Regions from separate parts of the Mus musculus genome. Here region 1 is linked to region 2. Evidence: chromatin loops called from intact Hi-C (ENCODE). Cell type or tissue: left cerebral cortex. All regions are shown on one strand.

What was found. Hi-C counts contacts between places; a loop is a spot of excess contacts. Peaks named below come from ENCODE experiments on the same cell type or tissue, not always from the same donor. Only the 100,000 strongest peaks of a DNase experiment are listed, where the experiment ranks them.
Region 1: a loop joins it to region 2, with 2.9 times the contacts of the local background. A loop is called at or near these places in 2 of 42 quality-filtered maps.

The regions. Positions count from the first base shown.
Region 1 is chr1:169,754,750-169,762,749 of GRCm38, reverse strand. No RefSeq gene overlaps it. Among named protein-coding and RNA genes, the nearest start is that of Rgs4, 11 kb to the right of the region's middle. In left cerebral cortex, no CTCF peak of the experiment used is centred here; DNase peaks (open chromatin) are centred at 1,267, 3,120, 5,643, 5,952 and 1 more place.
Region 2 is chr1:169,891,110-169,899,109 of GRCm38, reverse strand. No RefSeq gene overlaps it. Among named protein-coding and RNA genes, the nearest start is that of Gm39699, 31 kb to the left of the region's middle. In left cerebral cortex, no CTCF peak of the experiment used is centred here; DNase peaks (open chromatin) are centred at 285, 1,666, 2,601 and 3,255; H3K27ac peaks cover 3,690 bases.

The DNA.
Region 1 (8,000 bases), 140 kb after region 2:
CAATTTAATCTTATGACTCAGCGGCAAAAGGCAGCAGTAAAGGAACACAGTTCCTTTTGTTGATGCAGAAGTAGGGTTTCTGGAGGATGGAGGAGGGCTCTGATGCAGCTTGGGACAATTTATTACTGGCTTTAGGTACTGCTCTAGAAGTTTGAAAAAAAAAACAACTAGATTTCTACTGTGTTTCTCCTATGACCTTGCTCCCTCTCAAAATTTAACAATAAAACAAAATGTAAAAGTTGATCAACAAAAGTTGATCAGGTCTAGCAATGGAGGCTGTAGCCACTCCCTGTCCCTCTTCAGGACAACCAGCACAATCAATACTACTTACTTATTGTATCCAAAGAAAGCAACCCCATACTGGAGTACCTCAAAGTGGCCCTGTTAAGACAAGCTTACAGGGTATCCTGAGGTATGCTTTCAATCACTCTGTTTATTCTAGACCTACCTGCTTCCTCCTGCTCCTGCTCCTGCTCCTGCTCCTGCTCCTGCTCCTGCTCCTGCTCCTGCTCCTGCTCCTGCTCCTGCTCCTGCTCCTCCTCCTCCTCCTCCTCCTCCTCCTCCTCCTCCTCCTCCTCCTCCTCCTCCTCTCCAGAGTCCTTTGGAAAGGTCATAATTCCAGGAATAAAGATTCAACTCTCATGACAAAATTACCTACCAAAGATGTCACCTCTAAAACCATCACACTGGGGAAATGGTTTAGTATGTAAATTGGCTTGAGACATTTCATGCATTGCAAAGTGCAATGATTTCCACTCTTGGAGTATAATGTGCCAAGAGCTATGGTTCTCCAATTCTGCTTTAGTCTGCGTCAGCCTAACCTTTCACCCAGACCACTGTATTTCCTTTGATCCAGTATATCTGTCTACTCTCTGCCATGTTTTCAAGGTGTATCACAATTATTAAGAAAATCTCTTGGGTTTGGCAAATCCAGTCATGCAGAACTTGCTCTCTCCTCTTACCTTTTTCTCAGACTCTAAAGTTACTAGAGTTTCCAGACAAAGCATCCTACCCTAGTCAGATTAAATGACTAATTTGACATAGCCCCGAGTCAGTTGAGAAGGAAATCTATTATTTTAAAATTTTATTAGATTTATGTGTAAGGAGATTCTGCCTGGATGTGTCTGTGCACCATATCATATGCATACCTTGTTCCTATGGAGGCCAGAAGAGAGCATTGGCTCTCCTGGGAATTGCAGATGGTTGTGAATCACCATCTGGGTGCTCAGAATTGAACTCATATTTTCCAGAAGAGCACCAGTGCTTTTAACCACTGAGCCATCTGCCTAGCCCTGAGAAGGCAATCTTAAATAAAGGATTGCCCAGATCACATCGGTCTGTCTGCAAACTCAGGAAGAGCATATCTACATCAGTAGTTGATGTTGCATCCCAATGTGGCTACTACCAGACCCTAGGCAGGGTGGCCCTGAGCTGTATAAGAGAACAAGACAGGCATGGGTCTTTGAGAGAGATATCAAGTGACATTTCTCCATGGTTAGTGTCTGCTATACTTCCTGGGAGTAAATTCCCCAGTCAAGGATGATGCAGCGAAGGAGACGCAGGAATCCACTGTCTGCACTGGATTTTCCTCAGCCTGGTCAGCAACCTAGAATGTTCTCACTCTGTTGCCTGCCTTTTTCCTTCACTGAGTGTCAGATCTTCACCAGAGCCTGTTCTCATGACCTTTGCCACTTTCGTTCCCTTTTTGTGACCTAGAAAGAGGCCTTACACATTTACAGGTTGCCATGTGATATTTTGATACATGCACACATTGTGTAACATTCAAGTCAGTTTTCAAGCAAACATTGAGAGTGGATTCCCCAGGGCTCCCTACAACAGCTTGCTGCAGAATCCCACCATCTTCAGCTGAGGGTAGGAGTAGTCCAGACGAGGCATAACCTTAGCAAAAATCCACAGTGGAGTTCAGGGGCAACTGGTCAATTGTGTCCATTATAGTCAGCTACCTGTGATATCATTCTTAATGGCCAGGACATCTAGCAAAGAAAGAATCACCTACAGGCCCAAACTCAACCTTGGCCTGACCAAGTGTTTTGTTTATTTTTCTGTTGCTGTGATAAAAATGCCATGACCAAGCAACTTATACACAAGAAAGCATTTATTTGGGCTCATAGTCTCAAGGGGATAACAGTCCATCATCTGGGGATGCATGGCAGGAGGCAGGCATGATGGCTAGATCAGGAAGCTGAGAGCTCACTCTCTAAAAAGGGAGGCATAATGGCTAGATGAGGAAGCTGAGAGCTCACGCCCCAAAAGGGGAGAGTAAACTAGAAGTGGAATGAGACTTTTAATTTCAAAGTCTACTTTCAGTGACATATTTTCCTCCAGTTAGGCTACACCACCTAACATTCTCCAAACAGTGCTACAAACTGGGAGCTAAATACCAAAACCTATGGGGGGTGGGGGGCATTTCTCATTCAAGCCACCTCCACCAGGAAGGAGCTCTGTAGCATAAATTATGCCCCTTTGTGTTAGGAGAAGGGAAGGAAGCTGAGCATTAAGGCTTTTCTAACCACTACTTGGTAAAGCACTTGATCTCTCAGCCATTTCCCACCTCCATGCTGTCAGGCAATGGGCAAGAGAGACTCAGGTACCAGACATTAGAAGCCAGGCAACCAGACACTGGAAGAGAACCTCATATATACAGCCAAAAGGGACCCAAAGAATCCTTCTACAGCCCAAGTCATGTCTGCCCCAGCTTTTCTTCCTTTCTAGTTTTTAGTACCCTCAAAGAGATGTGTTACTTAATTTAATTGCAGTATTTAATACTGCAATATAGCCACCATGAGCAATCAGGGGCTGTACCTGATTGGACAACCCAAAGCAAAAAAAAAGTCTCTAACTCACATAAACTAAATTTGAGTAAAATTTCCAATAATCGGAAAATTAATGAAAGTTAAAAGAAGAATGTGAGTAAAGTCTTTCTCAGCTTCCTCTATGCCCCATTAATCCCTGTTCTGTCAAACTTCCCAAGGCCTTTTGTCTTGTGATTGCTGGTAATGGAACTTGGAGTCCAGGTAATGCAGTCAGAGCTTTGTGCCATTTACAGCTCTCTCACTGTGTCTAGCATCCTTTAAAGGCAATTGACAGTGACAGAGGCTGCCACTTCCTGTATTTCCTTCTATGGCCACAGTGGCTGATGCTCCTCCGGTTGCGGATGAGATGCTGAGAGAAGTGACATTAAGCAAGCTCTTATTTTCTTTTGTTTCCTTTCCCTTCTGAAGTTCTCAGCAGGTCAGCCCAGTTTGCATCTTTAGAACACAGTTGCTTTTGGGCATCCCAGCTCCAGACCCCTCTGTTAGTAACTTCCTTTCAATGAAATGAAGAGAGAACCAAATTGCTTTTCTAGTCCCTAGTCCCTGTTCTGTCACTTGCTAATGTGATTTTGATACATTTTTTTAAAACTCATCATCGTTGACCTTGCTATTAAAAATATATTTGGTATCCCACTCAGGAGAAATACCATAATTACTTCCAGCTCTTTGACATCAAATTGGTCAATGAAATACAAACAGAACTAATGTGTGTCCCTTCTCTGTGGAAGCCTCCAGAGTACAATTTGTTGTTTTCTCCTTTTCTGTCATGAATACCAGCAATATTCCAGACATGGCACTACAGACAACAAGCAGTCAAGACTAGTAGTGAGCACAGCCATACTTATTAGAAAAAAATATGCAATATTAAGAAGAAATAAGGCTGAGGGGTGTATGTGTGTGTCCCATCTGCAAAATGTAGTTATATAATAATTCACAAATTCAATTATTTATTTCCCTTTAGCTTGAAGCTCTTTGAAAGCAGCATGCATTCTAGACATCTGTAGGTCTCATCTATATCTGACAATTCAATGGAATTAGTTTCTTGTACATATAAGTTCATAGAATAGTAAAACAAGGGATAATAGTAGGATCTGAATTTATATTAGAAATTGTTCTGTGTCCCTTAGTCTGAAGTGAGTTGTATATATCATTGGAAGTAAGAAGCAGTCTCCTTTCTGCTGAGTGCTTGAGAACCTCTCTTTGCAGGGATATTTGGCTTTGCAGATTGGGTGGCCTTGAACTTGGAAAGCTAGAATGAAAGGAACCTCTCTTTGCAGGGATATTTGGCTTTGCAGACTGGGTGGCCTTGAACTTGGAAAGCTAGAATGAAGGAGACATTTCTTGACATTTTATTTCATAGATAAAAATGACTTAGGTGTGGGAGATCATGGGACACTGAGAGATCAAATCAAATACTGAGTGTGGAATGACTGCAAATTAAATATCAATAGTACTTGGATGTCATGTCTTGCTTAGATTTGGATAGGAAATTAGATCTATGGTTTGAAGAAGCACAGCATTATTGTAGATACATAGTAAGGCTGTGGTTTGTTAAATGGGTTTGAAAGAGAAGAAATAACTGTTATGCCCAGATTGTAAGGTCCTCACAGACCACCAGAGACCACCAAGACTCCAACTCATATACAAAAGCAAAGAGTCCTTATTCAAGTTTGAGCTGGGACCCTTCTGGGTCTTCAGCACAGTGGATGGTGTGGAAGTCTGAGCTGGTACAAGCCTTGCCTATTTATCATGGTTGTTGTAACATGGTAAAGGACTTTCCAACTTGGTCGTTACATGATTGCTTGGCATTTGCTTGGAGCACTTCTGTTGGCTGGTAATGATTTCAGCTTGATATGAACAATGGTTGCTAGCTTAATCAATCTACTTCAAGACAGTCAGTAAGACCTTAAGACCTGTTTGCTTGTTGCTGGAGGTGGAGTGGCTATTTACTCAGGTGACATGGCTTCTGTAACAAGTCAGGTTTTTTTTCCCCAATAGCTGAGTTTATTTAGAGGGCAAGTTAGTCATGAAATGGAGTCTGAGAGCAAAATGGAGTTTGTAGTGTTAAGTCGGGCCCTTCACTAACATCGAAGGGCATTGAAAGTACTAAGGATGCTTTTCCAATGATCAAAGATTAAGTGTTTTCACCTTCGGTGTTTTATGATCTATGTTAAGACTACACAACTGTGGGCCTATAATGCAAAAGAAGATGTGGGCACAGTAAACAAGAAGGTGATCCAGTGGATGGAGTTACGTTCCCATAAAACCCTAAGCCCTTCTGGGAAGGTTATGGGGCTGACCACAAGTGTCTCTTTCCTTCCTTCCTTTATTTATTTTTATTTTTATTTTTATTTTTATTTTTATTTTTCAGTGTTCCATGGTACTCTCTACTGAAAGCGATATTCTGGATAATGATGTCACTTACAGCAATGGCATTTGCTACTCAACAGACGAAATAGTGATATCTGTTCAGTAGGACAGGTTAGGGAGGTTTAAACTAGTGAGTGCTAAGGGATGGGGAGTAGGAGCAGAGTGAGGAACATTATCAGAGCTGGAGGTTGCGGGTGGTTACGGTAATAGAGAGCCCTAAGGGTGGAGTATCTTTGAGAGAGGGAAATTATTGCAATTTGGACATGGTGAGTTTGATGTGAAAGGCAAATGAGATAATGTGGGGAAAAGTGCTTCACAACCTGTGAGTGTTTTAGAAATGGATGGGTTATTTTAAGAGGAAATGGCTGAGACCATTTCGTGACTCACCATATGCCCGTCAACACTGACAAAAACAATCAGAACACACGAGAGGTAGATTGTAGGATAGCCCTATCATATTTTTAGGTTAGCCTCCTGCTATTATGCTATTCCCACTGCTATTATTTTCTCTGAAACAAGGGGCAGCTGTTCCTATAGTGTCATATAAGTGAATTAAATTAGACGGCAGCTCGGACTGAGGGAAAGAGGGAAACCTTCTCCACCAGAGCTCTGGCTAACCCCATGCTGGGGAAGATAGAATAGACAATGGCTTTTTCTTCTAGTTAAGTGATTCAAGTGTAAGAAACCATTAGAAAAAAAAAACACCAGAGAACTTGAGAAGGGTTCAGGATTGATATAGAAATGGTCCCAGGGTAGCATATTCGAAGTAGCTTTGGCAGAGGAGCTAGACTTTTATATCTTAGGAATTTAGGCAGCTTTTGAGGAGGAGTGCCACTGTAGGTGCTATGATGGAGGGGGAGTCCAGAAACAAAAGGAAGCATTCTGTAAGCCCTCCTCAGGTGGGTTCTTTGTCTTTCAGGGTTTCTTTATCTGATGCTTTTTACTCGGGGGTGGGGGGGGGTCGGTTATCTACCAGCAGAAAGTGTGGCCTAGAATTGTCTCTGCCTTCTGATCTTAGTTTCACTTTGCCTTTGTTGTTATTTTAGTGTCATTGAGAGCCAGCTAGCTCACCTCATTAGATTCACTGCAACCCGGGGTAAGTAAATGTACTAGCTTGGGTGAGACAGATCCCACCATCTTGCTTGTCTGAAGGGAAGAATGGGTTCGGTAGATGCCTGGTGGCTATCGTTAGAGCTGCACAGGAAACAAGGATGAGTTTTGACATCTGTGAGGGTTACCAGCCTGACCTCGAGAGACAAGCAGCCCAGCTATAGTGTTGAGCTGTGTTTTTCTTAGCTGTATAACTGCTACAGTAGGTTGTTGGTTTCCCTGTGTCACAGGCCTTTGTTTTTAACTGGGAAAAACAACTGTTAACGCTTTTAGTATGATGCATCCTCCACCCCAAAAACTCCTGTATGGAAGGCTTGGCCACCAGCTGTGTCATTACTGAGCTGAGATTAGATCACTGAGTTATGAACTTTGTCAGTGGTGAGTTCATTCCTAATTGGAAATCTACTTAAGAAAGTCAGTCAGCAGAGTATATGATGTCTTCAAACCCTTCCTCTTTGTTTTCTTGCTCCTGGTGACCCTGGGGTGAGCAGCCGCCTCCTCACCATGATGATTCTGTCTTCCCTTAGGACTGGGAACAATGGAACCAAAGAGCCATGGCTCGGTCTAGGGGAGTAACAAACACATCTTGATGCCCACCAGAAAGCTAGTTTAACAGTTACACCTTGCTCCATTTGAAGCATGAGCTGCTAAGAGCAACAGAGAAACATGAAGGGAGGGTTTGAAATGTAAGAATTTCGTGCATTTGGCAGGAGTAGAATGAAGAGAGTGTCCAAAGTCAGTATTGAATAAAATGAGAAAAATACAAATATGAACAAAGAAAATCCAGAACCCAGAAATGAGAGAGAAAATAGGGAGACAACATCACAGAGCTGTTGAGAGGCCCGGACAGGGCTTGTCTGCTTATACAATTAGGGAAATAGATCCGATTATAACAGTAGAGTAGTCAGGCCCCATTCCCAATAGAATGTGTCCCAAGATGCCCAGCAGATACCGGAAATGATAGAAAACACCCAAACCAGGTCATGCAGTATATGTGCCTATAGGTCCTGCAGCTGCCACATAGAACCAGAATTCATCTCTTCTTCCATGTTTTAGGTTCTGGTGCACCCTTTTCAACACCACCATTGAACTTGGCAACCACTATTAAGTAAAATAAAGGTGCCTTTAACATAAGCAAAGAGATTTTATGCCAGTCTATCTTCAAAACTGAGATTGTCATGGACTAGTGGGTGGGTAGTGAATATATACTAGGCCTGCTGTACACAGGGAGGAATGATGTCCCAGTCAAAATAGGGATAACAAGAGACTGCATCATGCTACTCAGAACCGTATGCAACTTAAAAGGTATGAGCTGTTTACTTCTGCAAATTTTTCCATCTAATATTGCCAAGCCACTGCTGGCATGAGGTGATTGGAACCACGGAAAGTAAGGTATCCAAGGAGGACCGCCATGATGCTGCACATGGTTGCCAGGGGAGGGGCTTGGATTGGAACCATGACTCAATGCATGCTCAGCACATGCAATGTCACTCTGCTGCACCCCCCCCCCACACACACACACACACTCCCTTTACTTCTCTCTAAGTGTCAGCTATTCTCTTTGGGACTTTCTTCTTGCAGAATTATTCCATAGATCTTTAAGGTCGGCCTCTGAACTTACCCTGGTTCTCTCATTTAAACAACACTGGGCATTTTAGTGTCCCATCTACTTGTGCATCACAAAAT
Region 2 (8,000 bases):
TCCTTCATTGTCACATCTCTCTCTCTCTCTCTCTCTCTCTCTCTCAGTTCCCTTTTAAAACATGATGCCAGTCACTGCTGCAGTTTGACCTCATCTTAGTCACACCAGCATCGAGCCTATTTGCATCATTTTCTAGGATGCCGGGTGTTAGGACTTAAAGGTATGAATTTTAGAAAGATGCATTGTAACTCACAGCGGAGGACATCAGGAGACAACTGTCAAAATAATCTTGCTGCTTTTTTTTTTAAATCAACTTGCAAAATGAGCAAATTCTTAACAGATGGTGCTGATGAAAATACCTCCTTCATCCAGCCCCGAAACAAGTCGGTGGATGCTGAGATGGTCACCTAAATTTTTTTCAACACCGACGTGTTAGTGGGTTTGGTGCCTGGAGAAACTGCTGATGGGGTGAGGTTTGTGTACACACTGAATGCTCAGAGGCATAAATGTGATTGACATGTTTTTAATCCTTTCTCCTTATCACTGTTTGCTCTGGTCAGTACTGTCCCTGAAATAAAGTTTGTTCTTTACATAACGTCTCATTATGTAAAGTCAGAGCAATCTTTTTAAATGAAGTTTTTTCTTCTGCTTTGTGAACAGAGCAGAGACTGGATGGCTGTAGCCTGTGGTCCCAGGTGAGACATGAGTTAACTTAGCATTCAGAGTGGTTGTCTGGGGCCCTAAAGACAGGTGAGCCTGACGTCTTTCTGACCCATTTGTTTCTCTTGGTGCTTCCAGCTTTCTACTCTGAGCAGGGAGCCCATCCAGACCAATACTTTTTGTAAATGATAATCTTTAATTTTTGGGACTTCATACACAGAAAGTTAGACAACCCTAGTTTATGACAAACTACTATCTTCATATTGTGCAAGGGTCCTGTGATGGCTAGTATTAATTGCCAACTTGGCCAGTTCTAGAATCATCTACATGACAAGTCTCTGGGCATGCCTGGGAAGAAGTGACTGGACAGGTTTAATTGAATCTGGGATGCATTTGGCACCATTCCACCAGCTGGGTCCAGAAATGTATAAAAGGAGAAAAGCAACTGAGCACCAGCATTCATGTCCTCTCCTGCTCTAACTGCATGTACAGTGTGACCAGGGGCCCCATGCCACCCTGTCTTCCCTGTCTCATAGACTACACTTCTTCCTTTAAAATGCATTTCTCGGGTATTTTGTTGTAATAATGAAAAAAGTAACAAATATAGACCCTTAGTTTATTTCCTTTTATATTAATTATCTGTTTCCCCCTCAAACAACTACTGTGGCATGTCTGTAGATTGTTGGACTATAGTATGCTTACTCATATATTTAATTTACAAAGACTTTGTTTGCTTATGATCCCTTCAAAATTTTTTTCAGAGGCCATTTGTTGGAGGATTAACCTAAAGTGGCTTATTGTCTTCTATCAGATGCAGAAATTCTAGACATTAATTGGGCCCACTTCCCTTTTCAGAAGAGAGTGGACAGACATGATCAATCCAAGGCTATGTTGTCAGTTTGACATACAATCAATGCGAAATTATTGAGATTATTTTATGTTTCTCTTCTCCTCCAAAGTCTTTAAAACCTAGTGTGTTATTTTATATTTGGAACAGATATTTGCTAGGATGTACTCAGCTCAGCTGGCTGTGATCCACACATGCAGTAAGTAGCTTCTAACTGGGTTGCATCCACAGAGCAATGAGGTAAAAGGAGGCCCTAGGTAGACCCACTAGGGTGTGAGATATTCAAATGCTACACCATTTCAGTCAAGCTATGTCAATAACCCTTTTGTCAGAAACAAAGCATCCATCCCTTTGGTATCCCTGGCCTTCAGAAGGATTTCCTTCTGAGAGGAGAGCTGTTGAGGCTGACAGGAGTGAGCCTTCATTTCAGAGTTACTGGTCTTACTTCTCTCAACTTAAAGTTTACTCTCTCTCTCTCTCTCTCTCTCTCTCTCTCTCTCTCTCTCTCTCTCTCTCTGTGTGTGTGTGTGTGTGTGTGTGAGAGAGAGAGAGAGAGAGAGAGAGAGAGAGAATAATTCTCAGGGTCTGCTTTTCTATTTCTACTGTGCATTCTGCAAGTGACTTTATCCACTGAACATCTTGCCAGCCACAAATGATGAATCGTTAAGCCCTGAATGTGCATGGAACTTCAGGTTATGGGCCATCACCAAAGGCAAGTCAGCGAGCTTGAGGCAGGTGATCACTCCAAACCCACAGTCAATGCACCATCCTGCCTGCCCATTTTTATGTCCCCAAATCATGAGATGGCCGTATGTACATGCCTAGCCTTAAACCCCAATAAACAATAATTCCTGTTCAATATTTTATTTTGGGATACATTATTTATTTCTTGGAACAAAGGATTCGATAAACAAGATCCCTGGGCAGTATTAGTCATCTGAGAAATGTCAGTAGAACACCTCCAGTGTGCTCAGCATAGTGCCAAGCACGGGGATGATACATCAGTGAGCAGAACACACTGTGTAAGCTGAGCCCCGATAATCAGCAGAGAGCCCCGGGAAGCAGGCCATAACAGTATCTTCAGGCTTGCTTCCCCAGAATTGTAAACAAGGTTTTGTATCAGGCAAGGATCTGGGAGAGAGAGGCAGCAGGATTCTCTCACGGCACTATCCCAGAGTTCTAAATGGGGAACGCAGTGCGGTATGAAGCTGTGGCTGGAAGCTACACAGGTGGATCCTCTTCAGAGTGTCATTATGAAGTCACTTAAACTACTTTTTATTTTAAAATGGGAAGGAAGGGATGGGGTAGTTGGTTCAGTTGGTAAAGTGGCTGTCATGCAAATAGGAGGACCTGTGTTTGAACCCCAGGACCTACAAAATTGTGAGATATTGTGGTACTCATCTGTAACTTCTATAATCCCAGGACTGGGGGAGCAGAGACAAGTGGATCCCTGGAGTTCATTGTCTTTCCAGCCTAGTCAAACCAGAGACTCTGTCTCAGTAAGTAAGGTGGAGAGTGGTGGAGAAAGATACCTATCTCTGGTGTAGGAACACACAGAAGGTAGGGTGCTGGGGATGGGAGGAGGGGCAGGGAGGGAAAGGGATGGAGACGTAGGGAGAGGAAGGGAGTAAGGGGAAAGAGAAGAAAAGAATCAACTTTATCATAAAGATAAACACAGAGATATTATGAAGATACATAACATTTTACAATAAAATGGAATGCCAAAGAAAATTCTCAGTTGTGGCAAATGAACTGGGCCAAATGCCAAGGCTATTTTGAGCCATGTTATGTTTTAAAATGATCTCTTGATGGGAAATCCTGGAGGGGAGTATGTGAAAGTATTGAAGTTTTACTCTTTCTCCAATATATAAAATTGCTTTATATTCTGATGTCACACAAGCTGTTTCTTATTTCCTCTGAGAGCTGAGCTGCATATATGCCAGATTTAGAGAAGGGTATTATATAGCTGATAGCATAGGTCTAAGATGAGACTCTGCAAACTTCAAATCTGTCTGAATATATGTATATAACATAGGGTCTTGCTACATAGCCTAAAATGACCTTGAACTCACTACTCTGCCTCCCGAGTGCTGAGATTATAGGCGTGTGTCACCATGTATGTTCTGCCTGCATTTATAATTCAAGGCTGTAGAATTTTATTCAGTCCCATTCATTGTTTTTTTTCCCCAACATAAAAAGACATTACTTAAAACCTTTGAGAAAAATGAGGAACTATGTTCAATCAAGACAAGGCCATCTGCAAGAAACAGGACACCTACGTGCTTCCGTATTTGGTAATGCCTACCGTTGTAGACCTCTGCTCCCAGAAAGCCAGACTCTCATCAGCCTTGTGGAGAAACGCACTCCCGTGCTTGAATTAAAGTTCAAATGTTGGCAAGCAAATATTGAATTCAGTACAATGATCTACTTTTCTTTCTTTTCTCTTTCTTTCTTTCTTTCTTTCTTTCTTTCTTTCTTTCTTTCTTTCTTTCTTTCTTTCTTTCTTTCTTTCTTTCTTTCTTTCTTTCTTTCTTCCTCTCTCTCTCTCTCTCTCTCTCTCTCTCTCTCTCTCTCTTTCTCTCCTTTTTGTTTTTTCTTTTTTTAGAGTTTGTTCAATTAGAGGTTGAGTCAGCCTTGGATCTAGATGGAATGTCTACCAACCTGAACAGATGAGCAACTGCAGTGACTCATCTTTGTATTATAAATGGCAAAGGTCTCACTACATATTATTGTATTTGGTCCACCACAAAATCCTGTGTGGCAGAGGTTGATTGATCTATATTTTCCTATTTATATTGCTTTATGTTTCCTCACAGTAATGTAAACTACTTTGTTTGGATAGCGTTTCAGATTAATGGCACCTCTACACACCAGAGTTGTAGCTGTGCACATTAATGCTGACATACACACATAAGAAAACAATGTGTGCAGCCTCTGAAGGTTGCCTTGTAATTTCTTTTGTCTTAGGGTTTCTATTGCTGTGAAAAGACACTATGACCAGGGCAACACTTCTTTTTTTAAATTAATTATTTTGTTTATTTACATTCCAAATGTTGATCCCCTCCAGGTACCCCCTCCCAGAATTCTTCACCTTATACCCCTCCCCTTCGCCTCTGAGAGGGTGCCCAGGACATCTCACTTCCCTGGAGCATCAAGTCTCTACAGGATTAAGCACATCATCTCCCACTGGGGCGAGACAAGGCAGATGGTCTTCTGCTACATACGTGCTGGCAACTGTTATATAGGAAACACTTAACTGGGGCTGGCTTACAGCTCAAGGGGTTAGTCCATAATTGTCATGGTGGGAAGCATGGCAGAGGGCAGGCAAATAGGGTACTGCAGAGGGGCTGAGAGTTTTACATTTGGATTCTCAGGCATCAGGAAGAGAGAATGATACATTGGGCCTGGCTTAAACATCTGAAACCTCCAAGCCTACCCTCAACGGCACACTTCCTCAATCAAGGCCACACCCACTCCAACAAGGTCACAACCACTCCAACAAGGTCACACCCACTCTAACAAAGCCACACCCACTCTGACAAGGCTACACCTGCTAATAGTGCTGCTCCCTATGAGCCTATGTGGGCCATTTTTATTCAAACCACCACAGCGATCCACTATGAGTTAGATGTATGTTGTTTCATTTTCACCTCTCATGAGTCCCCCAAATTTACATCTGGAGAATATGCCTTATTTGATTTAAATTTCTTTACATTGTTTGAAACTTTTGTTTCATAGGCTAACTAACTCACGGCCAGTGTGGATGATGTTCTGCATACACCTGAGAAGGCTACATGGTCTGTTGCTATTGGGAGGAGCTATTGGCTTTATGGATGTGCACTCGTCTTGCTGGTTTACATACATGTTAAAACCTACTTCTCTGTTGGTCTTCTGCTGGGTTATAGCTGTTAAATAGTTATTGTGTGCAGTCATCTATTTTACCTTTTGGTTCAGGCAAATTTTGCTCTACATTTTGGATTTCTTTTTAGAAACTTTTGGCACATATTATCTCTTGATAAAAGGTGTGCTAGTGATGTAAATGAATGCTAGTTGGGGTTTGTATTAACTTCTTGGAGCAGGGTTCATCCTGAATTATCAGAATGACAGGACTATGACTTGTTCTACTGAGGTGTTTTAGGGTTCTCTAGAGTCACAGAATGTATGGAAAGTATCTATATATTAAGGGAGTTTATTGTGATGACTTACAGTCTGTAGTCCAATTAACCCAACAATGGTCAGCTGTGAACGGGAAGTCCAAGAATCTAGTAGTTGTTCAGACCTCCCACAAGACTAGTTCTTTAAGTTGATCTTCTGAGAAGTAGGTTCCAACAGATGTGTTGGTAAGTGAATGAAAGCAGTCAAAGAAGAGTGAATCTTCCTTCTTCCAATGTAGGAGGTGTGGCCCAGATTATAAGTGTGTACCACCATACCTGGATCTGGAACTTGCTTTGTTCCAGGTTGACCTTGAACTCAGAGATCTGCTTGCCTCAATCTGCCGGGATTAAAGGTATGTACTAGCTTGCTTGGTCCTAAGCTTCTCATGGCCACTATGCCTTAAGATCTCTGTGTTAAGATCCATGTCAGAAACCTGTGCCTTCAAGATCTGGATCACAGGTGTGCCCTCCATTTCTGGATTGTAGTTCATTCCAGATACAGTTGAGTTGGCAACCAGGAATGGTCATCACATGAGGTGACTCCTACAGTCAGGCTCTTAGTTTTGGGATGAGGATTGGATATTAAAAAAAAAACAAGTGCTGATTAGAAACAGAGATTTCAGCCATATACCTCAAACCCAGGCAGGAGGGAGGTCTGTTGATCACCAATGGCCAGTGACTTAATCATGCCTGTGGACTGAGAATTCCATAAAAACTCTAAAGATGGACTGTATCACAGCGCTAGGACAATGTTGTGCTCAGAGTGCATGGGGAATCTGTGCCACCCTCTCTCTATTTTGTTTGCCTTCTGATCAGGTGGTTTAGAACTCCATCTTTCTGTGATTTTTACCCTGAAAACTGTTGAAACTGGAGAGTGGATATTATAGGAACATGCACATTTATAGCCTGTTTAGAAGGAAATTTGGTTAACTGAGGGATCTTATACTTGCAGTGGCACCTGGGATGAAGGTGTGTCTGAGCTCTTAACCTGTTGAGTTTGAAACTAAGCAGTCAGTATGGAATTGAATTGACTTGTAGGGCACCAAGTTAGTGTGGGGGAGGTTGTGAGGTGGTCTTGAAAGAAAATATCCTTGTGACAGGAACAAAAACTATCAAATGCTTTGTTTCTAGTAATACATTTTTCTTTAAAGTATATTTTGGTTTTGATTTGTTTAATAAACATTTTAAAATTGTTCAATATCAGTAACTATTGGGCAAATGTATATCAAAACTCCGTTAAGAACTCCAGTCAGAATGGTTATCATGGAGGAATCAAATGACAGCAAATGCTGGAGATGTGAGGAAAGAGGAATATTTACAACTCAATGTATGGGATTTTAAACTGGTATAGCCTCTGTGGAAATCAGTGTGCTGACCCCTCAACAATGTAGAGAGAGAACCACCATATGATCTAGCTCTAGCATTCCCAGGCATATATCCAAAGGACTCTATTTCTTGCTATAGAGATACTTTATCCTCCATGTTCACTGCAGACCTAGTCATGATAGCTAGGAAATAACATTAGTCTGGATGTCAATTGACCGATGAATGGATAATGAAAATGTACTACATATGCAAATGGAATGTCATTCATCTATAAAGAAAAATGAAATGATAAATTTTGAGAATAAATTGATAAAACTGAAAAAAAAAGTGTATTAAGTGAGGGTTACCAGGCACTAAAAATAAATGCCACATACTTTCTCTCATATGTGGATTCTAGTTTTGACTTTCTAATTGAGTGTGTTAAGTTTGAAATACCTGTAGAAGCCAGGAAACCAGAAAGAGGGCATTGAAAGAGGTTACCTTAAGGAAGGGAGGATAGTAGGACATAAGTAATGTGAAAGTAGCAATGGGAAATACTAGAGTGAGAAAGTTTAAGCAAGAAGGTGTTGGGGATTATGGGAACAAGAGGGTGGAAGAAACAGTTAACTAAATCAAAAGATTATGAAAAAGCCATATGGAGACTTACAATTCTATATTCCAGTTGAAAATACAATGCTGGTGGTGCTGGTGCTGGTGCTGGTGCTGGTGCTGGTGCAGAAGATGAAGAAGAAGAAGAAGAAGAAGAAGAAGAAGAAGAAGAAGAAGAAGAAGAAGAAGAAGAAGAAGAAGAAGAAGAAGAAGAAGAGATGGAGAAGGAGAAGAAAAGAAGAAGAAGAAGAAGAAGAAGAAGAAGAAGAAGAAGAAGAAGAAGAAGAAGAAGAAGGGAGGAGGAGGAGAGGAAGAAGGAGAAGGAGAAGAAGGAGGAGGAGGAGGAGGAGAAAGAGAAGGAGGAGGAGGAGGAGGAGGAGGAGAAGAAGAAGAAGAAGAAGAAGAAGGAGAAGAAGGAGAAGAAGGAGAAGAAGAAGAAATCTTAGAAGGACATACTACACAAGAGTGGAAAATGCTGCTTCTAG